2 separate regions of the Homo sapiens genome follow, and region 2 is linked to region 1. Evidence: chromatin contacts called from ENCODE Hi-C data. All regions are on one chromosome and are shown on one strand. Each heading gives the region's core, a stretch centred on a gene start or an enhancer-like site at or near the end of the contact. The rest is flanking DNA. Distances are from core to core; before and after follow the strand shown. Region 1 overlaps TK2 (thymidine kinase 2). Region 2 overlaps CDH1 (cadherin 1).

What was found. Hi-C counts contacts between places; a loop is a spot of excess contacts on that map. Pooled maps may share reads with other maps.
Region 2: a pooled map shows a loop between it and region 1 (23-fold over the local background). The contact joins two enhancer-like sites. A Hi-C loop is called at or near these places in 2 of 37 single-sample maps with no recorded cell type and 4 of 50 pooled maps.

What each region holds. Positions count from the first base shown.
Region 1 is chr16:66,514,385-66,519,351 of GRCh38, forward strand. TK2 (thymidine kinase 2) reads right to left here. Exons shown (of 10, transcript NM_004614.5): 7 at 3,405-3,493; 8 at 2,752-2,831. Among named protein-coding and RNA genes, the nearest start is that of TK2, 33 kb to the right of the region's middle. Within about 2 kb of position 2,532, at least 33 of the 41 ENCODE cell types and tissues checked have a DNase peak (open chromatin) inside an H3K27ac peak, as active enhancers do.
Region 2 is chr16:68,754,335-68,759,301 of GRCh38, forward strand. The region is part of intron 2 of CDH1 (cadherin 1); the gene reads left to right. Among named protein-coding and RNA genes, the nearest start is that of CDH1, 20 kb to the left of the region's middle. RefSeq lists enhancers at 1-159, 2,193-2,337, 2,331-2,430, 2,922-3,066, 3,111-3,160 and 1 more and cis regulatory regions at 2,265, 2,994, 4,475. Within about 2 kb of position 2,562, at least 16 of the 41 ENCODE cell types and tissues checked have a DNase peak (open chromatin) inside an H3K27ac peak, as active enhancers do.

The sequences.
Region 1 (4,967 bases), core at 1,282-3,781:
TGCCGGGATTGCAGACGGAGTCTGGTTCACTCAGTGCTCAATGTTGCCCAGGCTGGAGTGCAGTGGCGTGATCTCGGCTCGCTACAACCTCCACCTCCCAGCCGCCTGCCTTGGCCTCCCAAAGTGCCGAGATTGCAGCCTCTGCCCGGCTGCCACCCCGTCTAGGAAGTGAGGAGTGTCTCTGCCTGGCCGCCCATCGTCTAGGATGTGAGGACCCCTCTGCCCGGCCGCTCAGTCTGGGAAGTGAGGAGCCCCTCTGCCCGGCCACCACCCCGTCTGGGAGGTGTACCCAATAGCTCATTGAGAACGGGCCATGATGACGATGGCGGTTTTGTCTAATAGAAAAGGGGGAAATGTGGGGAAAAGAAAGATCAGATTGTTACTGTGTCTGTGTAGAAAGAAGTAGACATAGGAGACTCCATTTTGTTCTGTACTAAGAAAAATTCTTCTGCCTTGGGATGCTGTTAGTCTATAACCTTACCCCCAACCCCGTGCTCTCTGAAACGTGTGCTGTGTCCACTAAGGGTTAAATGGATTAAGGGCGATGCAAGATGTGCTTTGTTAAACAGATGCTTGAAGGTAGCATACTCATTAAGAGTCATCACCATTCCCTAATCTCAAGTACCCAGGGACACAAACACTGCGGAAGGCGGCAGGGCCCTCTGCCTAGGAAAACCAGAGACCTTTGTTCACATGTTTATCTGCTGACCTTCCCTCCACTATTGTCCTATGACCCTGCCAAATCCCCCTCTCCGAGAAACACCCAAGAATGATCAATAAATACTAAAAAAAAAAAAAAAGGCAGGACCCACACCTGGCTTCTCCCATTTACTGCCACTTTTGCAGCAGCAGGGCCTCAGTTCCTTCAGGCAGGGGCCCAGCCCTGGGCAGCCTCTAAACCCTCCGCTCTGTCTTGCCACCAAGAGGACTGTGACCCTCACCCATTGCCCTTCTACCCCCTCAACAACTCGTAACCTATAGACCCTCCAGACTATAAAGACCACCAACTGCAGAAAGCCTGATGCAGCGGAGCCCAAGGGAAAAGGGGCACAGGCCCTCCTGAGCCATGGGGCCTGCATGCCAGGCAGAGCAGATACTCGTGCTCTCCCAGGCACAGAGTGGGATGGCTCCTCACACAGATTCCACTCGCCATCCCAGAGGCTCGCGTGTCAACTCTGCAGCAGCCTTTACATCTCCTGCCCAGCTCTCCCTTGGCAATAGGAGCCAGATGTGTCCCATGGACCTGGTCAAACCCTTAAGACAATGGCTTGGATCACGGCTTGGACGGCCCCCAGGCTTGGGGAGCATCTGGGTCACTGCACAGAGCTGCTGTGCGCATCACAGCATGGTCCAGCCTGGCCCCATTCCACCACATTCCATCTTCCTAGCATTCTTGTCTCCAAGATTTCAAAGGAGCTGCCCAGAGTGACGCCTGGGCCCTCGTGGCAGGAATGCATCGTGCTGGCACCAAGGAAAAACAAGGCTGAGCAGGATTTCAGGAGTTGGATAGGCTTCCCAGGGCCCCCAGTCCAGCCTATCCTGAGCTCAGAGCCCCTGACACCCCACTGAATGCTTGCCCAGCCTCTGTCTCCCTCCAGTGGCAGCTTCTCACATGGGACATTCAGTTCAATACTAACTGAGCAACTACTAGGCACCAGGCCCCAAGGCACATGCAGAGGACACGGAGGGAATAAGACCCAATCTTAAAAAGCTCACATTAGTGAGGGATGGGGAACAAAGGTATAAACAAATAGTGTCAGTATGCTGTCCTAAGGCCCATGATCACAGAAAGCCAGGGGGTGGGTTTGGGGGGGGTTACAATGGAAGGAAGGTCAGGGGTGGCTTCCTGGAGGAGGTGACATCTGAGTAACACTTTAAAGACAAAGGAAACGACTGTGCAAAGGCACATTTGCATAACTCCACTGTGTATGTGGTTGTTTGTGTGTGGCCACAACTAGTTCCTTATAGCCAGAGCATAGAAAGTAGGGAATGGAGGATGATAACGCCAGAGAGGCAGTTGGGGCCGGGTCATAAGCCGTATTACAAAGTGGGGACTGCATTCTAGCCAGCAGCAAGGCACTGAAAGGTTCTGGGCTGGGAAATTGCACGAGTGGTGATGAGTATTGGAAATATCAGCCGGGCGGCAGCCTGGAGGCCAGATTTTGAAGGGAGATGCAAGGAGGGAAGGGCCAGGGCGAGATGCACAGCCCGGGCCTATACTGGCAGAGTCCCCATGAGAGTCAGTGTGGCCTGAGCAGAACTCAGAAGGGCATGGCATCTCTCCAGTGGGCAAACACCACTAAGCATGAGCACCGCCTCCGTGCCGGGCACTGTGCTAAGCACTAGGGATGCAGCAGTGAACAAGAGGGCTGGGTCCTGCCCTCCTGGAACTCGCATTCTAGGGAGGACACAGAGAGCACAAGGCCAGGCAATCTTCAGGAGGCAGAACAGACAAGCCCTGGTGCTGCCAAGATGGGGAGGGGCAGGTGGGGAGGGGAGGGGAACGCCTCCAAGCAGGAGGGTTGCCAAACTGTGAGTCAGCGACCACAGGAAGCCAAGCAGATCTGGACATCCACGTGGGTCTCTGGCCAAACAGGAAGTCAGAGTTCACCCTCTGATACACTTGGTTCCTGTTCTCTCTCTGCAAACAAGGGCACAATGATCTCATGGGGGTGGGGCCGGGAGAGGAAGCCGGGTTGGACAGAGGTGGTTTCCCAGTTTGTCTTTAACCAAGTCAAAGAGGCCTCTTACCAGCGGAATGACCTTCTCCTCTTCCCTGCATCTCTTCTTTAACCTCTGGTAACAAGTCTCAGGATTGGTCCGAAGGTAAACTGAGGTTAAAAGAATACGTGGCTCTCAGGACTCTGCTCATGGCTTGGAAGCAAAGCAGGCACACAGGCAAAGGCGGGAGGAAGGTCTGCACAGCTCGAGCAGGAAGCAGGGAGGGCCAGCTCTTGGCTTGACCACTGACCCTCCGCCTCGACTTTCATTCTCTTTCAGTGTCAGCGGCCCCGTGGGGTCGTTTTGAGGCTGAATGGGATTCTGTTCATAGACAGAGCTCAAAACAGGCCTCACACCCAGCAGGTCTCAGTGAATGTTCAGGCTCTGTCCTTCCTGTTCCTTTGCAAACTAGAAAAACCCATCAGATCACAGTGGATTTGGGTCTGAAAGTAGCTGAGCCAGGGAGGGAAGTTTAAAGAACAAAGGCCAGGGTTCTTCTCCATGAGAGACCAGAAGTCCCGAATTCTGTCTGCCCTCAGGGAGAAAGCTGAACTCCCATGGGGAAGGAACTGCCAAGGGCAAGTGCCTCACCCACTGCCCCCAAGGGTTGGGGCCCAGCCAAGCACATCCTCAAGGGACCCAGGAGAGAGACAAGAGAGGGAGGTGGGAGGGGTGCATCTCACCTATCAAATCAACAGACACGTCCATGTTCCTCAAGATCCAGTCAAACCATTCCGACAGAACTACATAGTCCACTTCTGGCATCTTCCCACTGCAATGAGAGTTGTAAGGGCTTATTCACCTAAGAGAAAACTTCTGGGCTATGCAATTCCCCCAAAAGGATCTTGAGACGGCTCTCAATGAAAGGAGTCACCAAGGGTACCAGGGCACAGTGTGATCCGTGCAATACTGGACATGCAGTGACAAGGACCCTAAGCATTCCCGACCTCCTGCTGCCTGGGAGCGGCTTATGGCACAATGCTGCAAGGGCCATGGCACGGAGTGATGGGAGAATTCACTTGGGATTGGAACTCTAAGCAGAGAAAGGGACTTTAAAGCTTGTACCCTGAGAACAGAGACAGTGCTCAGGTTAGGCAATGAATCAGCAAACCAATTTCACTTCTAGAAATTTATTTTGTGGACCAGGGTGGTGGCTTATGCCTGTAATCCCAGCACTTTGGGAGGGTGAGGTGGGAGGATCACTTGAGGCCAGAAGTTCAAGATCTGCCTGGGCAACATGGAAAGACCCCCATCTCTACAAAAACTACAAAAAAATTAACTAGGGGTGGTGGCGCATGCCTATGGTCCTAGCTACTCGGGAAACTGAGGCAGGTGGATCACTTGAGCCCAGGGGTTTAAGGCTGTAGTGGGTCATGATCATGCCACTGCACTCCAGCCTGGGCAACAGAGTGAGACCCCTGACTCAAACAAAACAAAAAAATTTATTTTGTGAAAATAATCATGATGCTCACCGCGGCACTGTTTAAACCAATAAAAAACTAAATCTTGGTAAATCTATATAACAGAAAATTCACGCAGTAACTGAAGGATGATATTGTAAAATAATATTTAATGGCATGGAAAAATTTCAAATCTAATGTTCAGTGAAAGCAACAGGATCTAAAACTGTGTATATCCCAACCACATTTCCAAAAGTATTCACCAATGCATCTTGGAAAGGTGGGAAAGAAAAATATCAAAATGTAAAAAGTGCTTTTCTCAAGCTGCAGGACTACATGAGACTTTTCTTTTTTTCTTTATACCTTTTTGTATTTTCCAAATTTTAACAACACATTACTTCTCAAATCAGCAGTGGGAGTTGGGGAGCATTACTACATATTTTAGTTTTTATTTATTTTTTTTTTTTATTTTTTGAGACGTAGTGTCGCTCTGTCGCCCAGGCTGGAGTGCAGTAGTGTGATCTTGGCTCACTGCAAGCTCCGCCCCCCAGGTTCACGCCATTCTCCTGCCTCAGCCTCCCGAGTAGCTGGGACTACAGGCACCCGCCACCACGCCGGGCTAATTTTTTGTATTTTTAGTAGAGACAGGGTTTCACCGTGTTAGCCAGGATGGTCTATTTTTTATTTTTTTAAGACAGAGTTTCACTCTGTCGCCCAGGCTGGAGTGCAGTGGCGTGATCTCAGCTCACAGCAATCTCCGCCTCCTAGGTTCAAGCGATTCTCCTGCCTCAGCCTCCTGAGTAGCTGGGACTACAGGTGTGCGCCACCATGCCTGGCTAATTTTTG
Region 2 (4,967 bases), core at 1,312-3,811, 2.2 Mb after region 1:
CACAGAGGTCAAGGCTGCAGTGAGCTGTGACTGCCTCCCTGCACTCCAGCCTGGGCGACAGAGTGAGACACTGTCTCAAGAAAAAAGAAAAGTATTTGTTGTTGTACTCTGTATTGTGATCATAAGCAACAGTGTATTGAGCGGTGCTTTCTGTATGTTGAACTCTTCCCGTATGCCATCTCCTGTAACCCTCATGCACACAGGTGTGTCATGCACACAGGAAGTGGGAGAGCCTGGCCGTATGTCTGGTGGCTGTTGGACTCCAAAGTCTGTGCTCTTTATAGCAGGAAAAGGCAACTCACAGAACAGTCTGTGAGCAGCCAGGTGAAAGGGATGGATCATTCCTTCTCTGAAGGTCTCAGGTGACAGAGGTATTTGTCTGTCCATTCACTTAATGAATTTGTGCTGAGCACCTGCCAAGCCCTCTGCTAGGCATTGGGGATGCAGCGGGGCCCAAACAGAGAAAAAGCCCTGTCCTCATGGAATTTCTCTTCTAATTGGAGGGGACAGGTAGATGGTGATGTATGGAAGAAAGAATAAAACTCAGCAGGAAGGGTGATAAAAACTATGCATTGGGGTGGAGAAATTTAGGGGCAGTCATCACTAAGAAGGATGGCATTTGTGTAAAGAAGAAGAAGTGAGGTGCTCAATAGATGTTAGAACTGGACTGTGTCAGCTGGGTGTGGTGGTTTATGACTGTAATCCCAAGCCAAGGCAGGTAGATCTCTTGAGCCCAGGAGTTCAAGACCAGCCTGGGCATGATAGAACCCCGCCTCTACAAAAAATCCAAAAATTAGCCAGGTGTAGTGGCATATGCTTGTAGTCCCAGCTACTTGGGAGCTGGGGTGAGAGGATCACTTGAGCCTGGGAGGTTGAAGCTGCCTGGGAGGTTTAGCCATGATCGTACCACTGCATTCCAGCCTGGGTGACAGGGCAAGACTCTGTCTCAAAAAAAAAAAAAAAAAAAAAATAGAATTGGACTGTATCTTGAGGGGACTGGACTTCTACATTCAAGTCTATATTCATGTCATTGAAAAAGACTGTTCTCTAGTCAGGCATTTTTCTTTTAATTTTTAAATTTTTTGTTAAAATAAATAGAGAGGGTCTTGTTACGTTGCCCAGGCTAGTCTCGAACTCCTGAGCTTAAGCAATACCCCCGCCTTGGCCTCCCAAAGTGCTAGGATTACAGGTCTGAGCCACCATGCCCGGCCAGGCCAGGCATTTTCTAGAGAAGGAATCCTGAGGGCTCATTTTCACATCTCCTTCATTTTTTATTTATTTATCTTTCTCTTTTGACCTGCCACTTTAGGAACATCTCCTTTAAAGGGTATCAGATTCAAACCAGGAAATAATGCTCATTCCAAGCCACTCCCCACCCCTCAGCATGTTGCCCAAGAGGAATATTGCTCCAGCAGAGTTTTCTAAATTTTTTTTTTTTTTTTTTTTGAGACAGAGTCTTGCTCTTGTTGCCCAGGCTAGAGTGCAGTGGCCTGATCTCGGCTCATTGCAACCTCTGCCTCCCGGGTTCAAGCGATTCTCCCACCTCAGCCTCCGGTGTAGCTGGGATTACAGGCATGTGCCACCACACCTGGCTACTTTTTGTATTTTTCGTAGAGACGGGGTTTCACCATGTTGGCCAGGCTGGTCTCCAACTCCTGACCTTAGGTGATAAGCCCTCCTCGGCCTCCCAAAGTGCTGGGATTACAGGCATGAATGAGCCACTGTGCCTAGCCGAGTTTTCTAAAGATTCTTCCTGCAGAGGGATGATATTTTCTAAACAGGCATCATTTAGGGCATATTTTTTTTTTTTTTTTGTGCATGTATACGAGTGTTCCTAGGACCTGGTACTTACTTTGGAATCTCACCTTCAGTACGAGGCTTCCTCCCCAACAAATTCTTCACCACAACTATGTGGGAGTGTTTGAAAAAGGGAACAAGATGACCAACTTGTTGGTGGGGAGAGTTGTGGCTTTCCTATTGGAAAACATCATCCCTTGAATAAGCAGTGAGGCAAACACCTGGGCACTTACTTTATGAACAGGTGGGGTGGGGCCCTGAGTCACCGACATTGAGAGGCCTCTCCTGGTAAGGTTTTTCAATATCAGGTTGAATCAGCGGTGACATCACCCTCTATAGTGACAGGTACTCTAGGTGCCGGCTCTTACTCATAAGTCCCAGGAGATACTAGCCCTAGATCTCGTCTCTGTTAGCTTCGTGCTAAAAGGTTTTGGAGAAATAACAGCTGCTTGGTGACGTTCATGTGGCTGGTTTCATTACCACCTAACTCCCAGGCTTGTAATCATGACTAAATTTTCTGGAGAAAATAGAATTTGTGGTTGTATTTCTTGTAACTTTTGCCTTCTTGTCTCAAGTCTGCATTTAAAAAGAGGCCGGGTGCGGTAGCTCATGCCTGTAATCCAGCACTTCGGGAGGCCAAAGTGGGAGGATTGCTTGAGCCCAGAAGTTGGAGACCAGATTGGGCAACAAAGGGAAACCCTGTCTCTACATACAAAAACAATTACCCAGGCATGGTGGCGTGTGCCTGTGATCCCAGCTTCATGGGAGGCTGAGGCAGGTAGATCCCTTGAGTCCAGGAGGTTAAGGCTGCAGTGAGCTGCGTTTTGCACCACTGCACTCCAGCTTGGGTGACAGAGCGAGACGCTCTCTCAAAAACAAAAAACAAAACAAAACAAAGCCCTCTTCTACTCCTTGAGGTTTTTGGATGTTTCAGAGCTGTATTTTGAGTCTCTGATTTTTGTTTTGTTTTGTTTTGAGACAGAGTCTTGCTCTGTCACCCAGGCTGGAGCGCAGTGTTGGAGTCTCAGCTCACTGCAACCTCCACCTCCCAGGTTCAAGCTATTCTCCTTCCTCAGCCTCCCGAGTAGCTGGGATTATAGGCCAGCGCCACCATGCCCGGCTAATTTTTGTATTTTTAGTAGAGACAGGGTTTCACCATGTTGGCCAGGCTGGTCCTGACCTCAAGTGATCCGCCCACCTTGGCCTCCCAAAGTGCTGGGATTACAGGTGTGAGCCATGGCAACCAGCTGAGTTTTTGATTTTGAAACTTCCTGTAAGTTGTACTTATTTTTCTTTGGGCTTTGTAATTTGGTTATGATTTTTCATTCTTCTTTCTGCTAATCCTCTCACTTCCACCATGGGAGTGTTTAAATACCTGGGAAGCTGTTGAACCTAGGAAACCACATTTTACTTGCCAGATGTGAGGTTTCATTTCTGGTTTTGACAGAGATTTGACTCTTCAGCATTTATTTCTCTTTTAGCCTATGAGCTTCTCTTAGAGAAGATGAACTGGGAGGGTGGAATGCAGCAGGATTGCCTGGATTCCAATCCCAACTGGACCCTTACTTTTCCTGTGATTTTGGGCAAGTTTCTTTCTCTTTCTTTCTTTCTCTCTCTCTTTTTCTTTCTCTCTCTCTCCTTCCTTCCTTCCTTCCTTCCTTTCTTTCTTTCTTTTTTTTGAGACAGGGCCTTTTTCTGTCACCCAGGCTGGAGTGGAGTGGTACAATTTTGGCTCACTGCAACCTCTGCCTCCTGGGCTCAAGTCATCCCCATCCTCCCACCTCAGCCTCCCAAGTAGCTGGGACTACAGGTGCATGCCACCACTCCAGGCTAATCTTTTTTTTTTTTTTTTTTGTATTTTTTGTAGAGACGAGGTTTTGCCATGTTGCCCAGGCTGGTTTTGAACTCCTGAGCTCAAGCCATCTGCCCGCCTCAGCCTCCCAAAGTGCTGGGATTACGGATGTGAGTTGCTGCACTGGCCTGCAAGTTTCTTTCTTTTTTTTCAAATTTTTTTGTGTCCCTCCCCTCTATCCCAACCCCACCCCATTTTGCCTAGGGTAGGCTTCTTTTTATTTCTTTTTTTTTTTTTTTTTTTTTTTTTTTGAGAGAGAGAGAGAGAGAGAGACCCAAATGGGAATTCCCTAGGGCCAGTTTCTTAATCTTTCTGTGCCTCAGTCCCCTCACCTGTACAAAGGGGATAAACATAGCCCCTACCACAAAGGATTGCAATGAGGATTCAATGAGTTAGCATGTGCGAAGTGCTTCCAGTGCCTGGTACGTAGCAACCACTCTTCATTTAGTTTTTATTGGCTGGGCTCCGTGGTACACATCTGTAGTCCTAGCTACTTGGGAGGTTGAGGCAGGAGGATCACTTGAGCCTGGGAGTTTCGAGGCTGCAGTGCATGCTGATTGTGCCCGTGAATAGTTACTGCTCTCCAACCTGGTCAATGTCTCAAGAATCGATCTCTAAAAAAACAAATTAGTTTTTCTCATTAGATGTTTCTGCTTTAGACTTGTGTCAAGGGAGTGAAAAAGCATGGGGCGGGGGGCGGGTAGTGTAAGTGTCAAAGGAGCCACAGAGGATTGAGTATGAGGAAGAGTGATACCCCCTTATCACTTTGCTCTTGACCTCCTAAAGAATAAGACGCTCCTTTGACCCAACATCCATTTGAGTGCAATTTTTTTTTTTTTTGAGATGGAGTCTTGCTCTGTTGCCCAGACTGGTGCCATCTCGGCTCACTGCAACTTCCGCCTCCCGGGTTCAAGCAATTCTCCTGCCTCAGCCTTCTGAGTAGCTGGGATTATAGGCGCCTGCCACCATGCCTGGCTAATTTTTTCTATTTTTAGAGAGATGGGGTTTCACCATGTTGGTCAGGCTGGTCTCAAACTCCTGACCTCAGATGATCTGCCCCTCTAGCCCTCTCAAAGTGTTGGGATTACAGGTGTGAGCCACCGTGCCCAGCTAATTACATTTAATTAATTTATTTTGAAAAATACAAGGTCTCACTGTGTTGCCCAGGTTGGTCTCAAACTCCTCGGCTCGGGCAATCCTCCTGCCTCAGCCTCCGACAAGTGGTGGGATTACAGGGGGCACAGTGGCTCATGCCTGTTATCCCAACACTTTGGGAGGCCAAGGCAGGAGAATCGCTTGAGCCCAAGAGTTCAAGACC